2 separate regions of the Mus musculus genome follow, and region 2 is linked to region 1. Evidence: chromatin loops called from intact Hi-C (ENCODE). Cell type or tissue: heart. All regions are shown on one strand.

Region 1 (5,000 bases):
TTCCAAGGCTCCTTTTGTTTTAGGTAAATTTAAAAGTGTACCCGTGATATCAGAGACGTGATATCTGTCCGCTTATAGTCAAGTCATTGTTCCTACTGTGGAAAGACAAGCTTCCTGTTAAGAACTTTAGCCCGTAAAGGGCGGCAAAAGCAATGCTAAGTGGGATGTGCCAGGCAGGCCGGATAACAGAACCTGGCCACGGTGCTCGTTAGGGAGACTGGCTTTGAGACTCTCTTGAGTCTGAGCTCCTCCAAGATTCTGTCATCTCTCTGGTTCTTGCTGGATTCACTTGTCTGAGTTTCGCTGGCATCTGGATAGAGATTCAGCCAAGAACCAGCAGCCAGGGATGGACCAGAGGGAGGAAGGGAGGGATTGAGAGGGAATATGCTTAGCCTGTGCTAGGCTCTGGATTTGGCTTCCAGGCATCTCTTGCCTTCTCTCTGGCTGATCTGTACCCAGTCCGAGTTTCTCCTCTGAATTTCTCATTCGCAAGGCTTCTTAGAGGTAATGTGGGTGTGAAGCCTTGATGCAGCAGGCACATCCTTTCATTTCAGGGAGAGGATCATTTATATAGAGGAAATGTCGAAAGTGAATTTTTATATATTTAAAGAATTTAAGCTATTTACCCAGAGGCAGAAATGATTTGAGGCTCAGGGAAAACCATCATGGATAATTTGAAATTCATGCATCATTATTAGATTTAAAGTCACATCCTTCTTTATCTACATCACATCCATCTAACTTTAAGAGAAGCCTCCAAGAGGTTTGAGTGGATTTTATTATTATTACTGTAAAGAGATGGCACCCCTTTAAAAACAAAACAAAACGAAACAAACCCTTGGTTTTTCACAGTAGTAACTAATGCTATAACGACTGGCGTCTACCCACACGTTTCCCAAATTCAATGTAGGCAGCTTTGCAGTATGACCCTACAGTACCTTTCTACAAGGAAGATGCAGAGGACCAGAGTGGCTGCCTAGAATGTTTATTGAGGATAGTGCAGAGTATGGAGGTGGTGAGCTTGACGTAGTCCCATACTTACTTCAGCATCTGACTATTGGCTATTGCTGTGGGAACCTGATGTTTTCTCCATATTTATATTAGCCAGACTTGAGTAGAAAGGACCCCCGAGTGCCATTCATCATCATTCTTCCTTGAGAAATGTTAGGATTTTTTTTTTTAAACTCTGTTCAGGATGGCTGGGTTATTTTTGCCTCTTCTTCCTTCCTAATTTTTTAAGGATGCAAGAAGGCAGGGTTTTTGTTTGTTTGGTTTGCTGTTGTTTATTTTATCTTCTCATTCACTTGAATTTGGTTTCAGCTCGAAACAGTTTTTGAGGACCAGAAAATGAATCTTGTAGCAACCGAGAACCCAGATTGCTAGCGTGGCCTGCAGGAGCGTCTGTCAGCTTGTACGTTTTCTCTTTTTTGAGAATCCCATTAAATTTTATTCAGGAGTCCCTTCCCAGCCAAATGTATTGTTTCCATGGATACAATTAATGGGGAAAGCAATTTATAAGACTGATGTAAAAAATGAGCACGCCATCAGCCCCCCTGCCGGTCACATTTAGAGACTGGGAGAAGGAGGTCAGTTCTTGTGGGCCCGGCAGAAGCTCCAGCGGGGAGCACGACAATGGGAGCCAAAGTCTTCTGGAAGGGTCTGTTGAAGTGTAAGGAATCACCTAGAAAGATGTCAGGACGCGGAAGATGTCACCCAAATGGGACGTCTTTTCACGCCCTTCCTATTTACAGAATCTACTGTGTGAAAACCTTAAAAAAATTTCCTAAACCAAAAGAAGCAGAGACAACCTTCCCCTTCTCGTGAATGCGAGGGGGATTTGGCGCAGGACAGGCAGAGCTAAGGTGGGGTGGGACCCCGGAGAGGATTATGTCATCAGTTATCCCCATCACGGACTCACACCCTGACACATAAAGTTATTACGACCTACATTAGGCTTTTCTCAATTTGTATCCATTTCTCTTGAAAAACATACCGTGAAGTGACGCTGGCATCAGTTCACCTCATGATCTAAAAACCTTGAAACAAACTGGTTTTCTAGGCATTTAAAGCTTGCCCCTACCCCTGACTGGACCCCCAACCTGAGCCCCAGCTCAGGACTAGAGGAGAAAAATCTAGGGAGATTGGATGTAAAAATTCCAGCCCTTGCTGTACACGTTTCTCCAGGTTTTGGAATGACTGTTAGGGGTTTGTTGTCTGTTTTCTTCTTCGCTCACCCTGATTTGAGGGAAGAAGGAAGTCCGAACCACGGTTTTATTCCACCGTGCACCTTGCCCGGGACACCCACTAAGAAGTTACCTCTTTCTTATTGTCTTGTACACACTAGAGCTGTTTTGGAGTAAGCCAGTGTAAAAAAAAAAAAAAAAAGAAGAATGTGGACGAGTCTCTCTCTCTCTCTCTGAGAGTAAGTACAGTTTAATTGCTTACAAGCAAACATATTTGGAAAACTATTTGTTTATATTTTAGCACCCAGCTGTCTTGTATTGTTGACTGCCTGAAAGATGTGGTTTTTTTTTTTTTTTAAACCTTTCTTCCCTGCAGAGGGCAGTCTCTCTCCACAAAACAAACCCCTGTGCCCAGCAGCGGTGAGTGTGGAGAAAAAAAAAGCATTATAATTATTTTTTAAGCTGTGAATGTAAATAATTCCCCTTTTTCCTTTGGATGAGGCTATAGGAGGAAGGGGGGAAAAAGAAACCTGTTCTACATTGGAAAATTATAGATTGTGCATGACTCCGGTGTGTGTGTGTTTCCTGTCCTTTTGTATATTGTCTTGCTGACCAATTTTTAAAAAAAAGATTGAGTGGAATTTTTTTTTTCTTTTTGAATAAGCATTGAGCAAGAGATAACAAATAAGGTCTCAAATGGAGAGGGAAATGGCAGTTAGGAAAATAAGAGACCCATCAGGCTGGGTTGTAGATTAAAATACATGTATAATAAGAACGTGAGCACCTACAGATTGCCCCACCAGTGCAACCAAAGTAAAACACCACAAGCTGTTATGTTTTTAAATACAGAAATTAATTCTACTTTAAAGAGGCTTCTATCAGAGGTTGGAGATATTTAATGTGGAAAGTGTGAGAAAATAGGTATTTCTTTTGGTCATATGTCTCTCCTGTTTGATGTGTGTCTCTGGCAGGGAGAGGAATGGATTAAATAGAGGCAGGTAGTCTGTAGAAACCACCCCAGTAAGAGTGGTCAGACACACCTAACTGATGCTTAGATAAATGCATTACAGCAGAGTCCTCACACAGTTCAATTTGCTTTTCCTGGACTCCAAGAGGACAGATCCTTTCTGCTGACCAAGAGAAGAGCTTGTAGAGAGATTCGGGCAGATGCTGAGAGGGAGGGGGAAAAACCCAGTACTACAAAGGATCATGTCAGCCCATCAGCTTCAGTGGGCAAAGTCAGCTCCAGTTTGGATGTAGCAATTCCTAACAAGACCCCAACCCTTTTTACATGATTTTCTTTTTAAAAACTGAGAAAACACAGAAGAGAACTATGTAAAATGCTCCTTACATACACAATCACTCACGTGAGGGGAAATGTGCGGAATCTAGTGCCCGAGGACAGACGCCACAGGGATCTGTGCCTCACACTGGTTTTCCCTGATTCGAATGCGAGTTTGGAAATGGCTCTGAGAATTTTCCTGCCTGCCCATTAACTTGCAAAGAAGCTGGTTTCTCCAGCTCCTTTTTTCCTAAAGCAGCTCAAAATACGATTTAAAAAAAATGCGTATTTAATGTCCAGATGATTTTGCAAAGTGTCCTCTATTTATTTATCCCACACTGCCCAGTTCTGCTCAGGTGCAGTTACCACATGGGAAGATAAAGTGAGTACAAAGACCTATTGTCTCTCAGTGAAGAGGAAGACCTGGAAGTGATTTAAATTTAAAAAAAAAAAGAACTTATATTTTTGGAGCTGATGATCTTAAATCGCACAGCTGTGTCACCTGCGATTTATGACAGCTGCGCCCGAGCCAGGTGGAGCAGCCGCCGCAAAATGGCAGAAAAATGACCGTGTGAGGGGAGGGCTCGGACTGGCCCAGTCTCCCCCATGTGAAGTTTAATCAGGTTACACAGAGTGACTTGATCCGTCTTGTTAGCCGTTGGGAAACTCTTTTGAAAAGATAAATGATCAACCTTTCAAAACTTAAAGCACAGAGAGATTGCAGAAATGTAGGTGGCCTGATGAGTACTCGGCTGCTTCGGATGTGCCTGTTGGTGTGTTCCTTTTGACCAAATGATCCATTCTATGCCGTATTGATAGTCGCCATGCCATCATGGCTGTTAGGGCCAACTGTTTGGAGGGATTTTCACTGTTACAAGTAGATTAGGGTCTGATAGCTGATTCTGTTTTTTATTGGCATCATTTTCTCCCGGTTGTCCAGGTCCACGTATAATTCTCTGTTCAAGAAGGATCGGCTAAGACAGTCTTAATATCAACTTGGCTTAGCTTTGAGAGCTAAAGGATCTTGTTCTGGTGAGTTGGTAGTGAGCCGACGCTTATTCTTTGTTAGATTGTTATCATCCAGCATCGTCCTATCATGGCTGGTGTCGGCAGGTCTCATATGGGGCTTTTCTGGATTTTCAAAACAAGCCTAAAATGTTAGCTGATATTCCTCTTCAGGGGTGGTCCCCTGGGCCATCAGGAACAATGGGCACAGAGTTTGCTTCTTTATCTAAACACACATCGACTTGGGTCTGTCCTCTTGTTTTATGTGGGCACTGACTAAAACACCTCAAATACTAAACATTAAACGCCCTGCACATGAGAACCAATTTGCAAAGGATTTTGAAGGTTTTTCTGAGAGCTGAAGAAGTAGAAAATTAGACAGAAAGGTTGTTTTGCTTCAAAAAAAAAAAAAAAAAAAGAAAGAAAAAGAAGGCTATCAACCTGTGATATAACTGAGGGCAGCCCACACTCTTTCTAGATAAATGGTTAGATATGTGTTTGTGTATACGGATGCATACATAAAGCCAGGA
Region 2 (5,000 bases), 1.7 Mb after region 1:
TAAGATAATTAGACCATTTGTAAACAACACGGTTCTCTAAATATTTCTTTGTAATATTTATCTTTGTTTTATTTGTCTTGCCTTATCACATTGGGCGGTATCTTTGGTTTGATGACGGGCTGCAGCGCTAGTAGGCATCTTGTCCTTTGCTCTTAAGGCCATGCATCGGCTTCAGTACCATGTGCCCGATGGGCTTAGTGCTGCCTTTATCGGCTTCCTTCGGTTCCTCCGTTAGAGGTTTGTCAGTATAGGTGTTGAATTCTGTCAAGTGCCTACTTCTTATGGTCAAGGTAATACCATCTTTCTCCTTAACTCAGTACTATAGCAAAGGTAATCATAGTTGTGACTCCTCTTTGTGTTTCTAGTTTGGCTCCTGTTCTCTCTCTCTCTTGTTCTCTCTCTCTCTCTCTAAGATTTATTTATTTACTATATGTAGGTACACTGTAGTTGTCTTCAGACTTACCATAAGAAGGCATCTGATCTCATTACGGATGGTTGTAAGCCACCATGTGGTTGCTGGGATTTGAACTCAGGACCTTCAGAAGAGCAGTCAGTGCTCTTACCTGCTGAGCCATCTCGCCAGCCCACAGAATTGTTCTAAAAAAAAAAAAAAAAAACTGCCAAAGTTGTGTCCAGTAAGACCCCCACCCCTTGCACCATACAATATTTGAATCTCTAACTAAACACCTGAAAACTTACGTTTTATTTTACGACTATTTCGTGCCTATTTTGTGTTGGGCTCTGAGGTCCAACAAGGAGGCAGAGGTGACCAAAATACATACAGGGCTGGGTAGGCAGAATGCTGAATCATATCTGTGAGCTGGTGTTGGGTTCTAGATCTGCGTGTGTGCAGGTGCTCATGGGTATTCGTGAACATATATGTGTGGTGCATGTGGAGACCAGAGGACAACTTCAGATAATTCCTCGTCTGTCATCTGACTTTTTTTTTTTCTGAGACAGGGTCTTTCAGTGACCTAGAAATCACCAAACAGGCTAGTCTGCTTGGCCTGTGAATCCCAGAGGGTTACTTATTTAATGTCCCCAGAACTGGGATTATAAGAGCATACTGCCATACCCAGCATCTTTTTAAAAATTTTTTTATGTAAATGTATATATGATTTGGCTACATGTATCCCTGTGAACCACATGCATGCAATGCCTACGGAAGCCAGTAGAGGGCATCAGATCCCCCAGGACTGGAGTTACAGATGGTTGTAAGCCACTATGTAAGAACCAGGAATTGAACTTGGGTCCTCACTGGGCCATCTCTCCAGCCCCAAGATCCATCTTTTTAAAACAGGTTCTATGAGTCTAACGCAAGTCCTTGAAAGCACTGTATGGACCGAGCTATCTCCCCAGCGCAATCTCCCCAGCCCAGACAGACATCTTTGCATCTATGAAACATATCTTATCTACTTAGCAGGTTCCGGAGCTTTTTTTTTTATATTGGCGATATGGTAGCCATAAAGAGAAACGAAGCTGGAGAGATACCAAGCAGCTCAGAAGGGGCTCTGCTCTTCCTATCAGGGAGGCGGAGATGTGCGCGTGCACATCAGCAGCTATGACAGAGCGCCCAATTCCTGTCTGCCTCCTACAGTCGCGCATCTGTGCATGCCAGGAACAGCCTTGATAGTGATGTTCTTGTTCCCTAAAGATAGCCCGCCAGAAGGATTCCATCATGATTCTGCAGACACAGCTGGATTCGGCTATCCAGAAAGAGAAGAACTGTTTCCAGAACATGGTTAGTAAAGAAGCTTATGAGGAACTTGTGCGGAAGTCGGGCAACTGCCAGGACGACCTGACACAGGCCCTGGAGAAGGTGAGGCCACGCAAGGTGAGGCCACGCCCACTCTCTGCCAAAGAAGTAGTCAAAGAAACTCGGGGGGGGGGGGCTACGAGTGGACAGGAGTCAATTTCTTGTATGACTGACACTCTTCAGTGCTTTTTAACCCTTGCCCGGACAGGGCGGTCTGTCCAACGAAGGCCTGCGTTCTCTTAGTTTTATATGTTGGTGTCCTCGGCTTCGTTGTAGGGTGGCAGAGATGATAATATCGAACCAGTCTTCCCGCTCACTGGTGATTCACAGACAGGGTTTTTCCCAAAGTCTGGATTATCAGGGGAATCCATGCCCCGTCTCTGGTGGTCATGTCTACAGATCGGTGGGGAAAAAAAAAAACAAAAAACAAAAAACTGGAAATGGAATGAGGAAGGATGAAAGACTGGGAAGAGAGGTGAAAGCCACCTGCTCTCCCTCCCCTTCCCTCTGGACCACCTGCAGCCTGACCATGGGCACCACCACAGAGAGGGCCTGGGACCTTCTGTACTAAAGACTCAGCCGAGAAGACCAAGGGCCCTGGAGGCCACTCTAATCCACTCTGTGTTTTCTGCTGAAAGCTCACTCAGGCAACCTCAGAGACAAAGAGCCTGAATCGCTCCTTGCAACAGACCCAGGAGAGGAAAGCTCAACTGGAAGATGAAATCGCGGCTTATGAGGAAAGGATGAAAAAGCTCAATATGGAGTTAAAAAAACTGCAGGGCTTCCAACAGCAGAGCGAGCAAGAGGTGAGAGTTTGGGGGTGGGGGAGGGGACGCTCACTCGGGCTCCCTTCCTATTAGAGGTCCACAAGGTCACCTTTTGCAGGCAGAATTATTTAGCACTCAGCCAGTACCCTTTGGCTGCTGGGTTCACTCCACCTTCTCTGCTTGTGGACTGACAGGCAGGCAAGGAAGGAAGATCAGAGCAGGGGCGCCCTCTGCTGGTCACTGGAAATTAAAGGCACACACCCCTGTACTCCCCCCAAGCCAGTCTACTCCTCCTTGCCTGGTCCCGTCTTCCCTACTACCCCTCCCCAATCCCCTCACTTTGCACTCCTGAGTAGGTGCACAACTTTGACAAGAAGCTGGAGGAGATGAGCAACCAGGTGTTGCAGTGGCAGAGGCAGCACCAGAGTGACCTTAAGATGTTGGCAGCTAAGGAGTCGCAGCTCCGAGAATTCCAGGAGGAAATGGCGACCCTAAGAGAGAGCCTCCTTGCAGATGAGAAGGAGGTGGGCACAGTTTGGATTCTGTCACTTCCTCTCCACCCCTCCTGACTGGGCAATTTGGGGGGATGGAAGGAACACACACTTACACACACACACACACACATACACACACACACACACACACACACACACACACACACATGCATTATTCAGCAGGGAGCCGAGTCTGGATAGTTCTGGGTCATTTCTAACCAAGAGAAGCCTGGTCCCAGCAAAAGACTGGGACATCAGTTTCCACTCACAAAGATGCCCCCCTCCCACCCCTACCCTGGTTTGCTGCCCTCTGAGCATGTCCTGCTAGTTTTTGCCATCCAAGCAGATAAGAAGCTTTCTAGACAAGCCACACATCCAGCAACCAGAGCAGGGACATCCACGGCAGACCACAGGGCCCTTGCTCAAATGAAAAAGAAGCACCTCTTCTTCCTGGTTGTCTTCTTCCGTTGGCTGTGTTTATACTTGTTCTAAAACACTGCTGTTTTAGAACAAGTCACTCCACTGCCATTAGCCTGAGAATCATTACTATCAGTGTACATATCAGCCACGAACCGTGCCTCCTCCGAGGTGTCACCACTGTGAGTTACGCAGGTTCCTCATGTGGCAGCTCTAGCCTCAGGTTGGGCAGCAGAGCTGATTTTTTTTTTCTTTTCTCAGAAAGAAGAATCCAGTATTTGGGGGAGGGGGAGGTAGCAGTCGGTGTTCTCATCCCTTATCGTCTTGTTTTTCCTTCCTGTGTGTAAAGCCGTACTCCCCGCCTGCAAAGCTAACCCCCAAAGAAACCTGCAGGCACCACCGGGAGAATGACCAGATTATGAACAACGTGGAACAATGGGCAAAGGAGCAGAAGTGAGTATTTGAGACAGAGGTAGGGTAGGTCCCACGGCCAGGAAGAACTGAGAACCACAGTGACAAGTCAGTCACACATGCTTGCCGGAGAACTCACTCACAAGAACTGAGAATCAGACAAGAGGGGTCTGGCCCTTTCAGGCCATCTTGCAAACCCTGCTATATAGCAACAGAGTAGCATCCGACGGGAAGGCCCGTTTCCAGGAGGTCCAAGCTTCTTCTTCCTAAGTTGGGATCCAACCTTGCAAAGCCTGTAGCATAGCAACAGAGTAGCATCAGAAGCACAGAGCCCGTTTCCATGAGGTCCACGCTTCCTCTTCCTAAGTTGGGATCCAACCTCACTTGGAATCCAATCCCTTGTAGACCAAGGCATTAGTAGAATGTGAGTCCCTTTGTGACTGACAAGGCTCTCCCTCTAGGGAAGAGGTGATTGATGGGGGGCAGGAGGGGGGCAAGGAGCCAGCAGAAACCCTCCTGGGAAGACCCAGTGCCCATCAGCCAGCTTCTCGCAGCTCTAGGGAAGAGTCATCCCTCCCCTGTGTGTTTTGTTACAGGATTGCCAATGAGAAGTTGGGAAACAAGCTGAGAGAGCAGGTTAAATACATTGCCAAGTTGACTGGCGAAAAGGAGTAAGTCTTCCTCCCTGGACAGTTGCCTCTTGGGACCACCCCTGGTTGATTGACATTCTGTATGGGGACCAGCCCCCCAGGAAAAACAAAACAAAACTAAGATCCAGGCAGACCCTGAGACCCGAAACAGTTCCTTTGCAACACTAACATGTCACTTGACTATACTGACAAGGGACCTTAATACCTTCCCCCTCAATGGCAATACAGTAAGAGATCACACACCTCCTTCTTCCACTCAACTCCTGTGAGTTTCAGAGGCTGAGGGCATTAAGAAAAGAATGAGTAGTGGCAGACAGGACTATGTGTATGGACTAAGTGGCTGGAAGAGATGTCCATGAACGAAGGCGAAAGGAAGCCATGGCTCACTGCTTTCAAGGCAGGAAGTCCAGGTTGAAGGTTCCTCTGCTTGACCTTGTCCTCGGGAAACTGAGGCACCTTTACTTAGGGTCCTACTCTCCCTGTGACCCTGCTTCACCTCCTGGTC

What was found. Hi-C counts contacts between places; a loop is a spot of excess contacts. Peaks named below come from ENCODE experiments on the same cell type or tissue, not always from the same donor. Only the 100,000 strongest peaks of a DNase experiment are listed, where the experiment ranks them.
Region 2: it touches region 1 in a loop (7-fold over the local background); 8 of 42 quality-filtered maps call a loop at or near these places.

Annotation. Positions count from the first base shown.
Region 1 is chr8:107,813,413-107,818,412 of GRCm38, forward strand. All of the region lies in intron 1 of Gm42040 (a long non-coding RNA gene), which reads left to right. All of the region lies in intron 2 of Gm39242 (a long non-coding RNA gene), which reads right to left. Among named protein-coding and RNA genes, the nearest start is that of Gm39242, 18 kb to the right of the region's middle. In heart, a CTCF peak has its summit at 2,581 (motif pointing right); no DNase peak of the experiment used is centred here; H3K27me3 peaks cover 910 bases.
Region 2 is chr8:109,534,158-109,539,157 of GRCm38, forward strand. Pmfbp1 (polyamine modulated factor 1 binding protein 1) reads left to right here. Exons shown (of 21, transcript NM_019938.3): 15 at 1,655-1,819; 16 at 2,395-2,562; 17 at 2,880-3,047; 18 at 3,784-3,887; 19 at 4,442-4,516. Among named protein-coding and RNA genes, the nearest start is that of Dhx38, 29 kb to the right of the region's middle. In heart, CTCF peaks have their summits at 1,170 (motif pointing right) and 2,761 (motif pointing left); a DNase peak (open chromatin) is centred at 2,714; H3K4me3 peaks cover 273 bases; H3K27ac peaks cover 1,187 bases.